Linked DNA regions of Homo sapiens: regions 2, 3 and 4 are each linked to region 1. Evidence: chromatin contacts called from ENCODE Hi-C or POLR2A ChIA-PET data. All regions are on one chromosome and are shown on one strand. The core of a region is the stretch at or near the end of the contact, and the rest is flanking DNA. Distances in the headings are between cores, read along the strand shown.

What was found. A loop is a pair of places that touch in the nucleus more often than their neighbours do. ChIA-PET counts read pairs that join two places held with the same protein, here RNA polymerase II (POLR2A). Pooled maps may share reads with other maps.
Region 2: a loop to region 1 is called in a pooled map, with 3 times the contacts of the local background. The contact joins two enhancer-like sites. A Hi-C loop is called at or near these places in 5 of 168 maps with a recorded cell type or tissue (CD4-positive, alpha-beta memory T cell, CD8-positive, alpha-beta T cell, OCI-LY7 and 2 more), 6 of 37 single-sample maps with no recorded cell type and 13 of 50 pooled maps. POLR2A ChIA-PET finds 5 or more read pairs at or near these places in 1 of 52 experiments (activated naive CD4-positive, alpha-beta T cell).
Region 3: a loop to region 1 is called in a map of transverse colon, with 2.6 times the contacts of the local background. The contact joins two enhancer-like sites. A Hi-C loop is called at or near these places in 5 of 168 maps with a recorded cell type or tissue (CD4-positive, alpha-beta memory T cell, Caco-2, IMR-90 and 2 more), 3 of 37 single-sample maps with no recorded cell type and 12 of 50 pooled maps. POLR2A ChIA-PET finds 5 or more read pairs at or near these places in 1 of 52 experiments (GM12878).
Region 4: a pooled map shows a loop between it and region 1 (3-fold over the local background). The contact joins the promoter of APOLD1 here to the enhancer-like site in region 1. A Hi-C loop is called at or near these places in 4 of 50 pooled maps. POLR2A ChIA-PET finds 5 or more read pairs at or near these places in 3 of 52 experiments (CD8-positive, alpha-beta memory T cell, Caco-2 and OCI-LY7).

The regions. Positions count from the first base shown.
Region 1 is chr12:12,644,155-12,647,891 of GRCh38, forward strand. It overlaps CREBL2 (cAMP responsive element binding protein like 2), which reads left to right. Exons shown (of 4, transcript NM_001310.4): 4 at 1-954. Among named protein-coding and RNA genes, the nearest start is that of CREBL2, 34 kb to the left of the region's middle. RefSeq lists an enhancer at 1-357 and a silencer at 1,382-1,441. Within about 2 kb of position 1,902, at least 2 of the 41 ENCODE cell types and tissues checked have a DNase peak (open chromatin) inside an H3K27ac peak, as active enhancers do; they include GM12878, where a contact is called at or near this core.
Region 2 is chr12:12,473,173-12,476,909 of GRCh38, forward strand. It overlaps DUSP16 (dual specificity phosphatase 16), which reads right to left. Exons shown (of 7, transcript NM_030640.3): 7 at 110-3,737. The coding sequence ends at 3,661. Among named protein-coding and RNA genes, the nearest start is that of DUSP16, 88 kb to the right of the region's middle. Within about 2 kb of position 1,924, at least 7 of the 41 ENCODE cell types and tissues checked have a DNase peak (open chromatin) inside an H3K27ac peak, as active enhancers do.
Region 3 is chr12:12,504,680-12,508,416 of GRCh38, forward strand. All of the region lies in intron 3 of DUSP16 (dual specificity phosphatase 16), which reads right to left. Among named protein-coding and RNA genes, the nearest start is that of DUSP16, 56 kb to the right of the region's middle. Within about 2 kb of position 2,057, at least 13 of the 41 ENCODE cell types and tissues checked have a DNase peak (open chromatin) inside an H3K27ac peak, as active enhancers do; they include GM12878, where a contact is called at or near this core.
Region 4 is chr12:12,784,042-12,787,778 of GRCh38, forward strand. APOLD1 (apolipoprotein L domain containing 1) reads left to right here and starts at 1,618. Exons shown (of 2, transcript NM_030817.3): 1 at 1,618-1,653; 2 at 2,868-3,737. The coding sequence starts at 1,651. The coding sequence ends at 3,611. RefSeq lists silencers at 2,905-3,004, 3,035-3,144.

The DNA.
Region 1 (3,737 bases), core at 652-3,151:
GGCGAAGTTAAATTACAATTTATTTGAGGTTATTCCTAAACCTATTTATTTGGTGTTTTGGAGGAGATCACACACTAAGAGAACGTTGATTGCCTCGGCTATTGTGCTGGCTGGACACTTTGGTCACTTTTGAAGCATGTTAATAAATGTCACTGATTAAAACAGCTGGAGCATTTCCTTCCCTTTCCAGTGAAGGAGCAGCATAGTGAAATCCTGGCACCCCTCACCTTTTTGTGATGACAAGATGGCTGACAGTCACGGAGTCCAGGAGAAGGTGCTGCTCTCCTTGCTTTCTGAGTAAACAGAGTAATGTTTTTTTTCTTATTTTCCCAAAGAAAGAAAAGGGGGAAAATATATTTGTATGTTTAGACCAGCCAAATTCTGTCATTATTTTAGTATCAACCTGCTGTATATTAGAGCAACTGAATATAATATGGAATAAGTTTGACCAGGTCAAGTTTTAGGATATAGTTGAATTTCTTTAAAAAGTTTTCTATTTTATCTAAAATCTTTCCATTATATCTAAATTAGAATGATCATCCTGCGCAAATTCAGATTACTGTTTGCTGGCTAATTGACAGTATTTCTCAGCATCACTATGTAGCATTCTGTTTTAGCATCTTTGAATTATGATCATTTGATTTGGCTAATTACAAAAAGTACAGGTTTAAACTGGACTTAGCTTGAGTTAAAGGCAAAGAAAATCTAAAAACATAAATGTTATATTTCACAAGAAATCAGTTGCATATTATCCATTACATATTTAGTTTTAAAAGGAGGAGTCACCTTGAATTATTTTCTGAGTCACCTTGAGTTATTTGATCTCTCAGCCTGCTTTCTCATCTGTAAAAAAGGGGGGAGGATAACTTTCACAGGGTAATTGGTAGGCTAAATAGGAGTTACAGAAAACTGTTAAATAGGGAAGAACTACATTAAATTTAAATATTCACATTATGCCTGTGTTTGACTATTGTTAGCATTTAAGTCACTAAAGATCAATATATTTAATGAGTTGGACTCTAAATATGTGGTACTGTAGGTATCACATTTCCCAAGTCTTTTTAGCTATATCATGTCTATCTTCGGAATGGTATAGTCGGGGGCCCTTTTTATCAATAATAGCCTTCTATTAATTAGACTAATTTTAAGAACAACTAATACTTCAACTGGCAATATCATCCTATAATTATCCACATAAAGTAGTCTTTCAGGCTGCTAGGTAACTTGGCTGTCTTCTATTCCATCCGTTTTATTTAACTACACGATGGTCATGAATCAGTGGCAGGACTGCCTTGTAAAGTTGTGCTGATTTTGCACTGCACAAAAGTACATAGTTAAGGAGGCGAATGGACTTTAAAATCTAGTTCACATTCCCCTCAACAAGCTACGTGTGGAGGAAGGGGCTCTTGCCTTCTCACCAAGGTGTACATGTGGCACAGGTCTCCCCAGAAGAGGTGTCTTTTTCTAATTTGCCCAAAGGGGATACCTGTCTTAATACATCCACCAGGGGGTGCCTTTTTAAAAATGTGCAAAGCCGTGGTGTGTTGCAGCTGGCTTTTGCTGGCTCCCCAGAGGAGAACCAATTGTGTGCATCTCTTCCCAACTTGATGTTCAGTGACATCAGGTTGGTAGCTTTTAATGGACAATGGTAGGAGTATTTGTATCATAGAAGTTAGTAAATGCTGCAAATTGTGGATCCCCCACCCCCTCAGTCAGTTTCTAACACACCACTGAAAAAGGCCCGATGTAGGCTAGCATTGCATTTCCCAGAGCAGGCACACTGGAGTCCTAAAATGTGTATGATTAAAGGACACATAGACCTGGAAGAACTCTTTTTATAAAGCTGTAGGCAGCTTGGAGTTGTCCGTATCAAATTCAGATTGGTTCACAGACATATGGTAGTTCTGACTCAGAAACTGTTACGGGTCACAGAAAAATACACAGTCCAACTCTAGAAATGACTAGGAAGTGAATCAGCTGAATTACTATTTTTGAGATGGAGTCTTGCTCTGTCACCCAGGCGGGAGTGCAGTGGTGCCATCTCAGCTCACTGCAGCCTCCACCTCCCGGGTTCAAGTGATGCTCCTGCCTCAGCCTCCTGGGTATCTGGGATTACAGGCATGCGCCCCCACGCCCAGTTAATTTTTTGTATTTTTAGTAGGGATGGAGTTTCACCATTGCTGGACAGGCTGGTCTTGAACTCCTCACATCAGGTAATCTGCCTGCCTTGGCCTCCCAAAGTGCTGGGATTACAGGAGTGAGCTACCACGCCCAGCCGAATCAGCTGAATTCTTAAGCCTTAGCATAAAAGCAGGCACAACTAATACACCTACTGTGTTGTGATACAGTTCACCAGACACTCCTGGATTGAGGAGGGCTGGAGCTGGACAGTGAACTCTGGCTTACAGGCCATTTTGACTTTGCAGTAAGATAAATATTTGGGCAGGAAAATTTTCCCATGATCCAACAGATCCCAATCCAATCTTACTATGCCTCGGCAACCCTTTCCTGAGAAGGACAGCAGTGCCTGGCAAGCACATTATAAACCTGAGTCCAGGTTTATCCCCTTGTGTAATCAAGTCCATGGGCTGGATGTGACAACACATGTGCCTAAGCTAGGTAGGCTTGAATAGTACAGAATGAAATAGGCCAAAAGGCTGTCCCAAGCCCACACTGAGTTTCAGATCTTACCTCTTAAATGGAACAGAGACCATGCTTGTCAGCACCACAAGAAAAGTTTGTACAAGACTTGTGGCAATAAATAGATACCTCTAAACCTGCTCATTCTCAGGCCAGGACAGGCCTCAGCTGCCACAAAGGAAGAGAGAGAATGTTGAAAAAGTAAGGAAGAAAGAAAACCAAAAGATGGCCAAGCCTTCTTTCAGAAGGAGGAAGATAGTTCATATGGGGGCTATATTAGTCCATTCTCTCATTGCTGTAAAGAAATAACTGGCAGAGCTTGCAGTGAGCCAAGATCACACCACTGCACTCCAGCCTGGGCAACAGAGCAAGACTCTGTCTCAAAAAAAAAAAAAAAAAAAAAAAAAAAAAACAAAAACTGAGACTGGGTAGTTTATAAAGAAAAGAGGTTTGATTGGCTCACATGTGGTTCTGCAGGCTGTACAGGAAGCATGACTGGGGAGGCCTCAGGAAACTTACAGTCATGATGGAAGACAAAGTGAGAGCAGGCATCTTGCATGGCAGCATTGGGACCAGGGATCGGGGGTACCACACGCTTTTAAATAACCGGATCTTGTGAGCACTCACTATACAGCACCAAAGGGGGATGGTGCTAAACCATTCATGGGAACTCCACCCTCATGATCCAGTCACCTCCCACCAGTCCCCACCTCCCAACACTGGGGATTACATTTTGATATGAGATTTGGTGGGGACCAGATCCAAGCCATATCATTCTGCCCCTGGCCCCTCCAAATCTCATGTCCTTCTCACATTGCAAAGTATAATCATCCCCTTCTCAGTAGCCCCCCGAAGTCTCAACTAATTCCAATATTAGCTCAAAAGTCCACAGTCCAAAGTCTTATCTGAGACAACACAAGTCCCTTCCACCTATGAGCCTGTACAGTCAAAAACAAGTTAGTTACTTCCAAGATACAAAAGAGGTACAAGTATTGGGTAAATACTCCCACTCCAAAAGGGAGAAATCAACCAAAAGAAAGGGGCTACAGGCCCTATGCAAGTCTGAAACCCAGCTGGGCAGTCATTAACTCTTAAAG
Region 2 (3,737 bases), core at 674-3,173, 170 kb before region 1:
GGTAGGCCCGGTTGGTCTCAAACTCCTGACCTCAGGTAATCCACCTGCCTTGGCCTCCCAAAGTGCTGGGATTACAAGCGTGAGCCACCGCCCCCAGCCTCCCCTCTTAGTTTAATTCCTGGTCTAATTGTAGTTGTCACATCCAAACCAGTCCTCCAACAATAGCCTGCTGAGGCTGGTCATGAAGGGGCTCCGAGCACTGTCAGCAACTGGCCTGAACTTCAGGCTCTCCCAAGATCTGCATCTTCTCATTGGAAGCCTCTCACTGAAACAACTGTTCCTCCTGTTACCCTCTATCTCTGGAGGCTGATTTATTCTAATTCCCTTTATTCCTCTATCTCACTTCCACCTCTTTTTCTGCAGGGTCCTGGCCAAGATAGCTCTTCTAGTCTAGCTCACCCGGCCCAATCTTTCTTATAAATTTTCTTAAATGTAACTTCAACTCAACCAACTTCAAGGTCACCTGTGATTCTTTCTGTAGTCAATATTCCATCTGTTTGCACTGAAGCTTTATTCCTTCAATGCCTAATTTTTATGAAACTGATGAGACTAAGTTTCTAGTCTCATAAGTCATCAAATCTAGTGTCATGAGCAGAGAGGTTGTTGAGATGTATGTGGCAAGGACAAAGGACAGCTCTTCAACAATTGCCCTTCCTGTTTTTCCTGTAGGAATCGTAACATCATTTACATGTTATATCGAAATGGGCCATGTGTGTGTAGCTGGCCTTTTTTTTCCTACCATGTACTTGTGTGTTCTGGAATCAGTCAGCTAGAAAATATTTACCAAGTGTCTTAGGCTTTTTCACTGTAGTGTGCATTTAACGTACACAGTAAAGAATGAAGGCTGGCACTAAACTGTTAGCTAATCATCCGGTGTTCCATGTGAATGACAGAACACGGAATAAACCTGATGACACCACCACTTTATTTTGAGCTAAATCCTCATTTAAGTGAGAACAGGACAGGTTTCACCACTGCCTCCTTTGGCAACTTGAGTGGTGGTGTTCCCACCGAGTTTATGGCTGCAAAGATAGGTCTTTTCTCGTATTTATGTATAAACAGGTACCAGTTTTGATTTTATTTAATCATTTCATACATTAACATACATGACACATCAAAATGAGAAATGCACAGTTTAACCGTTCAACAGCTGGCCTTACTTCAAAAGAACACTATATTCATATTAAACATTTACAGTCTTTCCATCTAACTTTACACATGTCCTAAATCATTTTCCAGCACTTCTCACATAGAAGTCTAGTTTTGCTCTTTAAAATCACCATCTGTATCACCCCTAGTAGACGCGAGGGTTTCCCCAATTACATGCTGAAGAGAGCCAGCCACCACCCCACCTAAAGACATCCAAGCAGCTCCAGAGCCTGCCTCCGAGGCCACCCCTTCGCCACGGCAGTCTCGATTCCAAGAACTGATTATCTGACACTAGTGAACCAGCACTAAAGGCTGTAGGATGTGACTACATCACAGTTCCAGAAGGAAGGGGGACCATGGCCAAGAGAAGCCCTAAATGACAGAAGCTCATTAAAACCAAGTCCCCCAAACCTCCTGAAACATCGTTAGCAAGGAGCTACTGCTTTCCTTTCTTAAACATGTTTTGGGCATGACCACACTCTGGAAGTGGTGAACTGTTACACATTTGGTGTGTGTGTACATAACATCAAAAACTACTGTGTGAAACTTGAGAATGTCTGATTAAAGATTTCAATGTATATCTAAAAACTAACTCAAATCGTTGACCAGCACTTTCCCAGTATCATAACAATGCGGCTGACCCTCTTCTGCCTTCACTTTACACCCCATCATAGCACATTATTTGTGCACAACTAGTGAGGTCTGTGCGGCTCATCATCCCCATAACCAAGTCGGTCTGTGTTGAGTCATATCATTCTGTGCTGGTTTTAGAAGTCACCATAGGAAACATGAAGTCACATCCTGGTCAAAAAACTGTCCATTTCTCAAAAACAGAGAAAAACCTGAGATACGAGGCAGCAACTAGCGACACTTACAGGAAGGGAAAGAACAATGACAACACCCGCCCAGCCCCACCCCCAAAAAGCTGCTGTTGTGAATTAAGGCTTCAAAAGAGGACCCACATTGTAGCTGATAAAACTCAAGCCAGGAGGATGTTTGAAAGCCAATCTGCACTATCACTTGTTCCAGTGACCTCCTATGTTCAGCTGCCAGGACCGATTCCATACAGTGATTGTAGGTTGAGGACTGAGGACGCCCCTTTGCTCTCGCTCCATTTTGATTTGCTTTTTCCACTGAAGACACGCCGGCCAGCGTTTCCAAAAACAGCTTGGCCATGGCTTTGCACTCTATTCACAACTGATCAAAACTCAATGGTCTTCTCAGCTTTCTCAACCGTTTTATTCTGAATATTCCTTCCTCACTAAAGCCTCTCTCAGCCCTACTAGTAAATGTGAAAGTCTGAGGCAATCATAGAAACATCAGCCCCATCGCATGCCGAGGGGATAAAAGCCACTAAGGAAACAGGTTTCCTGCTTCTCCTCAGCAATTTGTACCTTTCTTAATCTTCCCATAATTTACCTCCCTAGGAAGTTTCCTATAAAATTCTGCCATATTATTACATTTTACCAACTGTATCCATGCAGTGAAGCAGAAAGGGCAAAAACATCTGCTTTGGCTGAGAATTTGAAGGTGCTGCTGCTCTGCTACCAACCCAAATAAATTCACATTTGGCTTGAAACCAAGTTCATCTTTATTTAAAGGATTGACAATCCCATTTTAAACAATTCTTTGATTTACAAAGAGGGAGGTAGACTCGTTAGCCTCCCAACCTTAGCTTAAATCGTGATGTTGCCAGGTTCCTGGTGGTTCAGCTGAATCCTAGACAGTTTCCCTTCTCTTCATAAAGCTGAGAAGAAAAAAAAATTATCTCCATCTAGGCCCACGGGAATTTTGTGCATAGACAGTTTGAATTGGTCTGAAAAGTGTGACTAGCTACCTACCTATTCACAATGCCTAGAAAATGGGCTACCAGATATGGTAGTGGTCAAAGCCCCGACTTTCCTGTCTGAGGTACTGGGTTTGCTCTAAGGTAGACCTTGGCAAGGCCCCTAATGGTCCGTCCAGCAGAGTGATGCTCGTGTCCCTCGGCTGTCAGGTGAGCGTGGGTTTGTGAATCAGCTTTGGATAGGATCATTTCTCTTGGATTTACCACTAGGCTCTGTCCCTAACAGGGTCTACCTACCTGACCCCCAAGCTGGCTCAGTCTCAGCGCTAAGGTGTACTATGGAAGGGTCCGGACAAAGACTAATATTTGAGATCTCTTAGTAGCACAACGTGAAAATGGTAGGGGATTTTGTCCTCCAACACCAAAGACACTTGCTTTTTTAAGAACAAGAGGATGTGTAATTCACTGAATAAAATGGTTTTCCTCCGTCTAGGGGGGATTCTAGCATCTGCCCTTCCATTTTTGTTGAGAGAAGTATTAGCTGATCTCTCAAATGCAGATGTTAAGAGAGTAACAACTGGGTTGATCCACCTGTTGCTTTTACACCATAGCTCCATTTTCCAAAAATATATATGTATGTACATATATATATTTCAGATTTACAGGGAATTTTTTTGTGAACAAGAAAAAAAAATTGTCTATAGAAGTCACAAGTGTCTTTCTTCTCAGGAGACCTCAATGATTTCCATGCTGCCCGAAAAGCTAGACTGACTGCCCACTTTCCCCAGCTCTTCCCGTGACC
Region 3 (3,737 bases), core at 807-3,306, 140 kb before region 1:
CCAATCTCTGTTAAAAAAAAAAAAAAAAAAAAAGAAAGAAAGAAAAAATTAGCCAGGCATGGTGGAGTATTCCTGTAGTTCCAGCTACTTGAGAGGCTGAGGTGGGAGGACTGTTTGAGCCCAGGAGGTTGATGATGCAGTGAGCTGTGATCGCACCACTGCACTCCAGCCTGGGTGACAAAGTGAGACCCTGTCTCAAAAAAATACATACATACATCCAACAAAACAATATTCCAATAAATGTTCTCAAAGAGAAAACAGAGAATCCAAGGAAACACCACTTGAATTTCATTTGAACCTTATAAATGATTATTTTTATAAATAATGTATGTAATCCTAGAATGTACTGAACACTTACTGCGTGACAAACATTGCTCTAAGCACTCTATAGGTATTTACACACTCTTACAGCTGCCCTATGAGATAGGTGTTACTACTAATCCCATTTATAGATAAGGCTCAGAATCACATAATATAGGCTCAGAATCACGTAATATAATAACCGGAAGAGCCAGGTTATAAGTCTACTTTTCTAAATCCTATGGAATTACTTTCAACTCTCCCTTGGATGCAGGGACAGCCTTGCTGATGATATTCATGGGGTCCTGGCCTCCCCAGCTGTGACCAGGCTAAAAAGGCCATGGTCCTCTCCCAAACTGATGGAAGAGCCTTGTTTCCCCAAAGCTATATCGCTCAAAGGCTTCAATGAGGGAGAAGGAAGAAGATCCGACAAGAACAGAGAAAGGAGAATCTCTTTAAAGGCAATTTCACATGACACCAATAACAAAGTTTACAGATGAACTGGTTGAAATGTAAATATGGTCACTGGTTTGTTCATGACCACCATTTACAAGTTGGTAGTAGACCTTGGCTGTCAGGTCACCCCCCACAGAACAACTTTCAGAGGAGATGCAATTCTGCAATAATCATAAACTGAGCCATCAGCCAGGCTGTTCGAGGTCCAGTTCTATCGTTAATTGGTACAGTGATCCTAGATCACTTTGATTTCAGTGGACCTCAAAAGTAAGTGTGGCTCTAGAAAGTTCTAAGACAGAGAACAGAAAGGAGAGAAAGAAACCATTGTTCAGCTTCAAAACAAAAGAGCCAAACAAAACAACACTACACTGTAAAACACATTATAAAACAAAAAGAAGCCTCTTTTTCACAAATCTTTCTCAACTGATATCTAGAACAAACTCAAACAAATATTTAAAAATATTTAACAGATTTAGCTGCAATCAGAACATTCATTTAGTGCTCAGTTTGGCTTGAAATGTCCCAGACTGGCTCCCAGTCACTTCCAGAAAACCCTACCTCAGCCAGAGCACATTTTCACTGATCTTTATCTATGACAATGTTCCACTCTGCTGACATCCTCCTTCATTGACAGTTTTTTCCATTCACTGACCTTTCATTCACTGCTGCACTCTAGTGACTCCAGTTTCGTTTCATTAATTAACAACAGATGAGACACTGCCTGATTTCCCTTGGACCTCTAAAAACTAACTGTGGCCTCACCAGCAACTCAGTTTTGAAACATGCTTAAAATGTCCCTCTTCCTTTCGTAAGTTCTCTTACAAACAAGATCCACTTCAGAAGAAAAGTTCATTTATGCAAACGTTCTGCTCCAAATGGCTAACGGAGACAAAGAATCAAGCGTCCTCTTATCTGCCCTTATCATAACTTTGTTGTCCCAGGGACTCCAAGCTAGATTCCATTACAAGACATAACATCAGTCCGTTATCCGCTATTTACTGTGAAAAGCAGTACCGAAAAACTGATAAGCTTCTTGAAAAAATTTGCGCCTATTTTTTAAAGTTGTCTGAAGACTTGGCTCACTGTCCAATCTTGCCAAGTTTCTCCTATTCCTAATTTTATGCTGTTTATCATCTGGGAATGCAGAAAACAAAGTCATAGTAACCCACATGTGTTTCCCTAACATGGACCTGAACCTAAGAATGACTGTGCCCCCTACTCTGGAAGTATCTGTGCTAAGAGGAAGGAAGACAAATACACAGCTATTTCCAGCCTGCTGAGAAACAGGGATGGGCAGTCCCTGCAGGCAGAGAAGCGTCTTGGCCTCTACAGCTGTGGATGCACAGGCAGCCAGACCGCAATGCTAAAACCCATGTTTCTGTTAGTCTTCCATAAATCCAACCAAAAGAATGCATGTTTACAAATAAAAACATAGATACTACTTCCGACACAGAAAACATCTGGTACAGCTTCTAAGGCATTCCTCATTTAGATAACACCTTCTCCTAATTCAGCCATGAAAACGTCTTCCCTTAAGATCACCTCCTTCACAATTCCAATTATAAATATGATTTTCTGTAAAAGCAAACGTGAACCACCATTCCATTTTGGGGGGGAAAAATCTGCCAAGTAAAATAAAATACATATAACAACTCTACTAAACAATTCCAATTAGTCACTCTTTTCTCTTCCCTCTCACCCATGCAATCAGTTATATATCACAGTATTTTCTTTAAATGAAAGTATATTTACATAATAAACAAAAGTAGCACTTTACTGTGGCTTACTGATATTCTTAAAATGTTTTTAAGGCCAAAGTTCTAAAAATAGATCCCTCTCCTTTTAGCAGTTCCATGACTTTAAAGATGGTTTCCTGCAGGGAGAGACAGAGGGCCTTTCCACTCATGCCTTCATTTAAATAGGGAGCAAGTCACTAGGGATTTATCAACTGGCAGAGCCGCCTTCAAGGAAGGCAGAATCAAAGAGAACTGCCCTCCCACCCTATATTGTGAATGGATTCCATGGTTATACAAAGAAATAATATTGATATAAAGCTCTACTTTATGGAAGACATTTTCCTAAAAAGTCATATGCAAATTTAACTTTTGTATTTTAAATCATCTGCATATAGTTCATATGGTTTCACAGTTTTTGAACTATGCGGTTAAATTCTTGTTGTTGTTGTTTTTTGGAGATGGAGTTTCACTCTTGTTGCCCAGGCTGGAGTGCAATGGTGCGATCTCCGCTCACCGCAACCTCCACCTCCCGGGTTCAAGCAATTCTCCTGCCTCAGCCTCCCGAGTAGCTGGGATCACAGGCATGCGCCATCATGCCCGGCTAATTTTGTATTGTTAGTAAACACGGGGTTTCTCCATGTTGGTCAGGCTGGTCTCGAACTCCCAACCTCAGGTGATCAGCCCGCCTTGGCCTCCCAAAGCGCTGGGATTACAGGCGTGAGCCACCGTGCCCAGCCATTAAATTCTTTTGTAGTTCTCAAGTAGTTTAATTCTTTTGTAAAACAAAACTCCCTTTTTGTAACATAAACACAATCCTTTCATTTGCTTATTTTAGAATATATGTGAAAAACTAGAGTACACCTTCACCTGTAGAGGACAGTTCTCTCTTCTCTCCATACTGGAAAGAAAATCTGTTGCTTTACCATCACACAAAGGAGACAACTCTAACATTAAAAATGGAAAATACTGAAAATGTTTATTTTGCAGTAAAGTACTTTAATTGCTCTTAAGAGTAATTCTGTTATGCCTCAGTCTGACATGTCTGATTTAGGCAACTTTATTCTCTAGACACTCAAAAACAGACTAAAGTATGGTCACAATTCTTTCGGGATCAGCAGACAGTAAACATGGAGAGTTGAAACTAGTTGAAGAAAAGAAAAGAAAAAAAAAAGCAACATAATTTCATACCCCTAAAGAAAGCAAACAAAATATGTAACTAATGTTTCAATGTAGATACTTTGGTCT
Region 4 (3,737 bases), core at 368-2,867, 140 kb after region 1:
CAGAGAAAAACAAATTCCAAGATATGGGCTGAGGTCAGTATACACGCTGTCTATTTTCCTCTACCTTCTGGTTCTTCATCCCACCTCTGTACTATGATATTGATGCTCTGAGGAAGACCCTGTATCCCAGCAATATTCCTCATCTATAAAATAAAGATTTAATTGTGTTCCTCTAAACCCAAAACACACAGGATGATGTCCAGGGAAGTTAGAGGAACATGTGTCAGCTGAAGAATCAGTGGTATGTTCCCTCTTGTCTACCTCCCCAATTCGCGCTGGCCCACATCCCATTTGGAGTGACCATGTCTATGGAGATAGAGGAGGATATTCTTCCACTTCTAACCTCAAAAGGACACACTGGAGGCATCTAGATTGAGGTTACAGCTATCCTTTGAGGAGCTGTAACAAGAATATTTGGAAGTGGACCAAATCTAGAATAATCAAGTTTGAAAGGACTATGGTTGTCCTTTCTGTTGCTACTGTTGTTATACTGTGTTGATAAATACAAAGTATAGTCATAAAGGTGGGGGATTTAATCATGTTCCAGAATGATACGGCTGTTAAGGCTTTCCAGGTAAGCCAGAGAGTTGAGATAATCCTTATTCAAGTGAGAAACGAATTTGGCCCTCCTTATCTGGAGGAGAGGGTTAGAAGGACGATGGATGGATTTGGGGACATGTAGTAGGACTGAATTCCTAGGCTGAGCTCCAACCACCTCTGAATGCCCCAGAGATATCTATGTTCCATCTGGTCTGGTCTGCAGCAAGTCCACAGAAGCTACATTCACTTTTCTGTGCTGAATTATCAAAATAATTGCCCTTCAGCCCATGCCTCATGACCCTGTAGACAGAATCCACTCATTTCCCTATCACATGGGCTACAATTGCTACTTCAAATGAAAACCTGGGAAGCCAATGCCCTATTGTGGTTGAAAGTGTACAATTAGCTCCTCATGCAGCCTGACCCCACTGATTTTTCTGATGCATGTGACCTGGAGTGTGCCCTTTCTGAGACCGCCAATGTCTTCTCCACAGCTGGAGATGCCCAAAACTGCACGCAGCACTTCCTGTGGGTGTGGCCTTGCATTCTTAGGACTGCAGGGTACCCGCTGCATGCCAAATGATCCCAGGCTCCAGCCACTCACAGATTCACAACGCTTTTAAAAATACAGCAGTGGAGTATGAGCGGCTATGTCAGATATGAGGGTTTTCCACCCCCTCCCTTTTCTTTTAAAATATGATTTTGTAATGGTGGCCTCAAGAAACACTATAATTGGTCAGCCTGGGGTGCGTTTGAAGGCCTTCTCTATCGCGTCATTAGCTATTCTCAGGAAAGGCAGGGTATCCCACTGGGAGAATGACAACACACTTGTTTCAAGTTAGGGAAGAGCCTGTGGTTCTCTTCCTGCGTTCAGGGGAAAGCGAACACACAATGTTCGTTTCCTAAATACGGGATGTGCTGTGCTGGCAGGTCATTTTCCACCATGTCACGTCCTTCTAGATGAAGGCAGCAGGGGTCATGACAGGAAATGGCAAATTCTCAGAATGAGACAAGGCTTTCCCAGGGCAGCCATTGGTTCTCTGGAACTATAAAGCACACTCATCCAGAAACAGCCTCAGATTTTACTTTCCTGGAGGCAGACAGAAGTGAATGGTAAGTGGGGAACCCTGAGGCATATATTCGGGATGACTTTTTCTCATTTTCTCTTTTCACCTGGAAAATTATCCCTGGTGGGTTGGATTATGGAAGCATGGAAGTAAAATTAAGTCCTGTGAATAAGGAGATGAGGATTCTAGACTGGGCTCTGTGAAGAATCAGCTGCTTCTAGAATCTGATGTCTGATGCAGGCAATTCTTCCAGATGAGAATGATTTCTGCCCTGATAGCTCAGTTTTGAAATGCTCTATTTCTATGGCTCATTTGCCACTTTTAAGAAGTTCCTAATAATGAAGAGTACAGTGGACATGAAGGTGGGAATCTGCAACTAGGATGAATATACTTTTCCCCCAAGATGTACAACTTGTTCGTATCTTTGTCAGTCATCTTCAGTTGGCTTCAACGTGGTAGAAGTTGTTGAACAAAAATTTTGGCCACTTTATTTTATTCAACCATTACTCATTTTTAAAAGAAAACTTTCATAACAAAGAGACATAATGGTATTAATTTAATGTGACTTAGTTTAAATCAAGCACCCAGCAAAGACTGATGTTTCTGAAGATCCAAGGAGCCCTAGTTAGAATAAACAGTGCAAATCTCATTTTAGGCTTGATTCTAAGAAAAGAGCCTGGAAGAATCACAAGCAGAAGAGTTGCTTCAGGCAAGCATCTAACTTAGATGTTTCTTCTGCTTGGTAGAAAATACGATTTTTGAGGTTTTGGTGAAGTCTTTTTCATTCATTAGAGAGAGAGAAAAGTGTGTTGCAAAACTCCTAGGATCCAATTTTCACATGATGAAAGGGCTTTGTAAACTGTACAACCCACCACTTACAAAGTGTTATCTTAAGTAGAGCAAAGGCCTCAGTACTGGAGAAGCCTTCTAATACCACGCCCCTCCCAGTTTAAATCTTATTTAACACATAGCTGATGAAGCCCATCGTTAACGTTCCCTGGGAGAGAAGCAGAAGATAGCATTATTCCTATTTCCATATGCAGAGATAAGGTCCTGAGAACTTGTGTGGCTCCCCCCGGATTCCAGAACAGGTCTTTGAGAACTCGTCTCATGATCCACTGGAAACAGACCCGTTCCCCTAGCGTGGCAGTGGCTGCTCCGCTGAACTCGTGCCAAGTTCCCGCTGGCGTCCGGGCAGCAGGGCGGGAGCGGCGGCTGGCACGGAGACTCCAGGCTGACCGCGTGTCTATGTCCCCGCAGGGAATGGAGAGGCCGGCGGCCCGGGAGCCGCATGGGCCCGACGCGCTGCGGCGCTTCCAGGGACTGCTGCTGGACCGCCGAGGCCGGCTGCACGGCCAGGTGCTGCGCCTGCGCGAGGTGGCCCGGCGCCTGGAGCGCCTGCGCAGGCGCTCCCTCGTAGCCAACGTGGCCGGCAGCTCGCTGAGCGCAACGGGCGCCCTCGCCGCCATCGTGGGGCTCTCGCTCAGCCCGGTCACCCTGGGGACCTCGCTGCTGGTGTCGGCCGTGGGGCTGGGGGTGGCCACAGCCGGAGGGGCCGTCACCATCACGTCCGATCTCTCGCTGATCTTCTGCAACTCCCGGGAGCTGCGGAGGGTGCAGGAGATCGCGGCCACCTGCCAGGACCAGATGCGAGAGATCCTGAGCTGCCTCGAGTTTTTCTGCCGCTGGCAGGGCTGCGGGGACCGCCAGCTGCTGCAGTGCGGGAGGAACGCCTCCATCGCCCTGTACAATTCTGTCTACTTCATCGTCTTCTTTGGCTCACGTGGCTTCCTCATCCCCAGGCGGGCGGAGGGGGACACCAAGGTTAGCCAGGCCGTGCTGAAGGCCAAGATTCAGAAACTGGCCGAGAGCCTGGAGTCCTGCACCGGGGCTCTGGACGAACTCAGCGAGCAGCTGGAGTCTCGGGTTCAGCTCTGCACCAAGTCCAGTCGTGGCCACGACCTCAAGATCTCTGCTGACCAGCGTGCAGGGCTGTTTTTCTGAGAACATCCTTTCCCCCTAATGACCGAGGCCAGCAAATCATCCTCATGGGATGCTCCAGAATTTGTAGCTCCCTTAGGAAAACACCAAGCTGGGTTAGGAGCCGAAGGCAAAGGATGAGAAAAACTG